Regions from separate parts of the Homo sapiens genome. Here region 1 is linked to region 2. Evidence: read pairs that join two places in POLR2A ChIA-PET (ENCODE). Cell type or tissue: HCT116. All regions are shown on one strand.

Evidence for each region. Peaks named below come from ENCODE experiments on the same cell type or tissue, not always from the same donor. Only the 100,000 strongest peaks of a DNase experiment are listed, where the experiment ranks them.
Region 1: POLR2A ChIA-PET joins it to region 2 with 5 read pairs; 3 of 35 experiments call an interaction of 5 or more read pairs at or near these places.

What each region holds. Positions count from the first base shown.
Region 1 is chr4:148,223,801-148,226,300 of GRCh38, reverse strand. All of the region lies in intron 3 of NR3C2 (nuclear receptor subfamily 3 group C member 2), which reads left to right. LOC102724672 (a long non-coding RNA gene) reads right to left here. Exons shown (of 5, transcript XR_007058324.1): 4 at 1,252-1,420; 5 at 35-1,157. Among named protein-coding and RNA genes, the nearest start is that of NR3C2, 220 kb to the left of the region's middle. In HCT116, no CTCF peak of the experiment used is centred here; no DNase peak of the experiment used is centred here.
Region 2 is chr4:148,169,786-148,172,285 of GRCh38, reverse strand. All of the region lies in intron 4 of NR3C2 (nuclear receptor subfamily 3 group C member 2), which reads left to right. Among named protein-coding and RNA genes, the nearest start is that of NR3C2, 270 kb to the left of the region's middle. In HCT116, no CTCF peak of the experiment used is centred here; a DNase peak (open chromatin) is centred at 1,335.

The DNA.
Region 1 (2,500 bases), 54 kb before region 2:
AGTTTCCTAGTGGTGGGCGGGGATTGGCTGGAGAGAGCACAGGGTAGCTTTCTTGGCTCAGGGAAACATTTATCCAGACTTACTATATTGTACGATACATTTTACCTCAGTTAAACAAAAGGCCCAGAGTGGAGCATAATGTCTGGTTTTGATTAAGATCTTACTGAAATTTTGAGGTGTTAACATTCATGTGTACAAAGCTTTCAGCAACTTTTTTTGTGATAGGTGCCTTAAGGAAATTGTACTGTGTTATTATTTTCTGATTACACATATCTTAGGAAAGCATAAAGGCTTATATTTTATTTAAATGTTATTAATATATTATGCATTACAGATATCTGAAAATGTCTACTCTTAGTTAAGTAAACTTCTGTGTAAAGATAGGACATTTATGAGTAAGTCCTTGTTGAAAGAGGAAAAATGACCCAGTGAGTGATACAGTCGAGTGCCAGATGTTTGAGTAAGAGTGTGAAAACATTAGGATTATAATCTCCAAGATGAATCTGCTGTTAAGTACCTTGCCTTGATTTCATTTCCTTAGGAATGTGGTTTTTGTTAATAAAAAATGTTTTTCTTGTGTTTTTATAGTGACATTTTTCTGCAACTTAGTAACTCCATTACTAGTACAGAAGAGATATTGAGATTTTTCTTTTCAAAAAAGCTCTAATTATTTCAAAATTATTCAAATTTTAATATCCATAAATTATCTGTAATTCATTAGGAGATGATGGGAATAAATATTTTCTAAATGAATATTTGTGTCAGTTTCAGGAAAGAAAAAATTAAACTCCTACAGAATTCATAACATTGTTATGTATAAACTTGAAAACAAAGTTCTAAAGATGAGGGAATTTATGTTTTTATATGTGTCTTTTGAGGCATGATTTTATGTTGTTTCATAATGAATTATATTAGCAAACATTAACTCATATTTTCTGATAGGTAGGAGGTAGATAAACTTTTCTAAAAACTCATACAATTTTATAAACCACTCTTTCACCTGTCATTCAGCAGAAAGCGCCGTCAAATTCCCAAACCTCAATATGTTTCCTATAGTCCAGCCAGAACCATACAGATTTGGTAACAGGATTCTCTAGCTTCTTGAGTAAGCTAGGGTTGAGAGTCAGAGAGACTGCATTCTAGTTAAGCCAGGAGGCCTACAGGAGAAAGAGAGGAATAATAAATGGTTCATCTGCAGTATTTTCATGTCTTCTAGTTTGTCCAGGGAAGATTTAAAGTTCCAGTTCTTACATGGCATCCTCGCTGAAGTTATAATTCCTTAATGCTTACTTCCTAATAATAAGCTGCTCTTTGTTCATCAGTTTTGCCTTGCTGCAGCAGAAAGAGGAAATAACTTGAATAAAATGGAAATAAGATTTTGAAATCCCAACTCCAGGAGTTTTTTCTGGATGTAGCTTTCCTGAAATAAGAAGGAAAATAAACATTTGTTAATTTCCTTCATCCAGTCAGGCCTTATCAGATGTAATGTTTCTTCTACTCCTTATAACAATCCTGTAAGTTAGATATTGTTATCAGTATTACCATTTAAAAAATGAAGACATTCAAGTTGTTGCTTTCAGAAGCTTCACAGTTTTCTAAGACATGGCAGAGCTGGGATTCTAACCCGTATTGTTCCACTTCAAAGCCCAAACATTTTCCCACACACCACACTATTTCTTGAAGGTTAGAGTCTGCTGAAATTCATAAACAGTGAACAAATGTAAAATGATCTCCAGCTATGGAATACTAATACTGGCTTTGCCATAGACTTGAGAGAGCTTCGTTTTTCTGTGTCCCCACAATGTAATGCTGCCTCACTCGTTCTAACTGGAGAGAAACATTCTGCACACTTATGTGACAAACATTTATTTAGTGCTTGCTTTGAGCTTTACTGTGTGTAGCGCTGAGGAAATGAAATAGACAAAATCATTGTGCTTTGAATGTCATATCATGAAATAGTGTAACACATTCTATTTTGACTAATGTGTGTATGTATATAGATATTCTTTTATAAAATCTTTAAAATTCAATTTTTCTCTTAGTCATAAAATTCTTGACTCTCTAGCTCATTTATTTACTGCAAGATAACCTGCTTCTTCCTGAGATTAGGGATTTGCATGTTGTCTATGCTAGTTTGGTCTTTTTCCTCTGTTTTTTTTTTTCTTTTTCTTTGCACATTCTTTCTCTGATCCCTATTCTTCCCACCTAACTTGAGATTCTTGACTCTCTGGTCTTTTCCCTTTTTCACTTAATCCCTTTAGTACATTGAGTCAACATATGTTTGTGAATGTCTCCCAAATCAACATCGTCAACACCTTGTTCTCTCTAGCTTCAGTTTTTAGGTTCTATATGTTCATTTGCCTATAGGATCTTCCCATGCCTATATTTTACAGGTACCTAAAACATAACAAGATGAAAATTTAACTTCTAAGCCTTCCTGCAAACTTGGCAGTTCTTCCCAACTTTCACATCACTGTTAATGATAACATCACGATTATTT
Region 2 (2,500 bases):
ACAATGGGGTGTTGGGATAGCTGTTGCTGCTGTTAAGGCAGGAATTTCAATCCTGGTTTGATGGTTTGTAGTGAACTTTGAACCTCATTAGGTTTAAGGTAAAAGAAAATTAGGATGAGTTGACTTACAGTAAAGGAGGGACAAATAAGCCCCCGAGACAAATGTAAAAACACAAAGAATAAGAGGTAATAGAAAGAAAAGAAAACCAAGAATGAAGCAAACCCGACACGAGTAGGTTAAGATGAAAGGTTTAGTTGAGGAGCTTAGTGCAGTAAACTCCCAGGGATTATCAACTAAATTATTATTGGATTCCATAGTTTCTAGAATACATGTAATCCAAGGTCAGAGTCAGGAATCTGTACTGATTTCAGGTGGGAGGAACACCTGTCTTCCCAGGAACTTCAAGATTGACAGGAAGCCTCAGCCCTTGTCTGGGTGGCCACTTGAGTAGAGTGGAAATAAGCAGTGCTGTGTTTAAGACCGTGAACACAAAGACAGTGGTGTAGCTCCACCTCTGGGAAATAGAGAAGCCTTCCAGCTGAAAAAAGAGAGCATTATCAGGCAGGACCTATAAGGCAGCAATACTGGGTCCCTGACCTGTTAGGAACTGGGCCGCACAGCAGGAGGTGAGTGATGGGCAAGTGCCGCCTTCTGTCAGATCAGCAGCCACATTAGATTCTCATAGGAGCACGAACCCTATTGTGAACTGCACATTCAAGGGATCTGGGTTGTGCATTTCTTATGAGAATATAATGCCCGATGATCTGAGGTGGAACAGTTTCATCCCAAAACCATCCTCCCCATCGCTGTCCAAGGAAAAAATGTCCTCCACAAAACCAGTCCCTGGTGCCCAAAAGGTTGGGAACCACTGCTATAAGGCATTCATCCCTGATAAAAATGTGTGCCTAGATAACTGGGGAGTGTGAAGCTGCACTCGTGATTGAAGTAACTCTGTAGAGCTCATACCTGGAAATTCCTTCACATTGCAGTCATGTTTAATTGTGCACTTAAATTGGCATGGAATAGGGAAAGAGGTGCAACTTTCAAAGATGAGACATAGACCATAAACCTAGGGGTGTGGACCTTTTTACCTCCAGGTGGTGTCAGCAGGAAGTCGACGCTTGGGGACCAGTAGCAGCAACACAGCTGAAGGAAGTGTGCATTTAGGGGAAGCCCTGTTCTGTCACAGGAACAAATATTCTTTTTAACGGATGGCTAGTAAGGAAGCCTGTTGTGGAAATCCCAGTTTGAATTTTGATTTGAGTGTGAATGTTGAGATCAACCAGTCATTACTCATTTTTTTATGAGTGTAATAACATTCAGGATATGTGCTTGTCAGTCAGTACATACACCCTTTGGGTGTGGCAGGGTACTTGGCCATGTCTTGTGATAATAAACCTGATATTATGATTACACTAAACTTTGGATATTTCTCTAGTGGACTGTGTACTTGTGCTTGTGTTTCTTGTAAATTATGTTTGTAGATTAAAAGTGTGGCCCTACTACTAAGACTTTGGCGTCTAGGAAACTAAATGTAAGTTTTAAATAAACATATTTAAAACATATTCCAATCTCTTACAATACCCATGACATATTTATGGAATATTTTTATAGAATTCACCCATCTATAAAGCATGGGGGTAGGAAGTGAATGCTCCATCGAAGGGGAGTGGCCAGTCCAGGTCGAGCTGTTTGTTGCCATGCCAAAGGGAGTGGCCAGTTTCAGGCCTAGGCCTATTTGTTGCAGGTATTGCCAGATTCAAAAAAAATTTTTTTTCAAGCAGTGTCAGAAGTGCAAATGTTTGTGTGAAATATGCTAAATTTTGAAAGATGAAAATGAATTTTTTTATTATGCTGAGTTCACTTTTGAGTTTATGACTTCTGTTATTAAGGAAACTAACTTTAGGAGCATAATGAATTAGCATGCTTCTTATTTCAGTTTTCATTTGATTGTTTTTTATATACCCAAGATATTTCATGATCTTTCTAGTTCACTATTCTTGCTTTAACAACTTCCTTAGTATAGACCAGTGAATCTCAACCAGGGGTGATTTTACCCCTGGAAGGGACATTTGGCAAAGTCTGGAAATATTTTTTATTGTCACAATTGGAGGTTGGGGATTGCTACTGGCATCTTTTGGGTAGAGGGCCAGGAATGCTGCTAACACTGTACAATACACAGGACCATTTCTACACAAAGAATTATCCACCCCAAAATGTCAATGAAGTTGAGAAACCATGGTGTAGACCGAATTTTTAATATCTGTCCTTTCCCTCCCTCCCTCTCTTCCTTCCTGTTAACAAATAATCTTTTCTCAGTTTCTCTCTTTCTCCTGCTTTCTGTAATCTCATTCAGAACCTTTAGGTTGATAGTTCTCAATTCTAAAGTGCAGGAAAAATCACATGGGAAGTTTGTTAAAAATGAAGACTCCCAGCCTCCACTTGTAGATACTCTGCCATGTGTACTTTGGGCAGCCCAAGATTCTGCATCTTGAGTAAG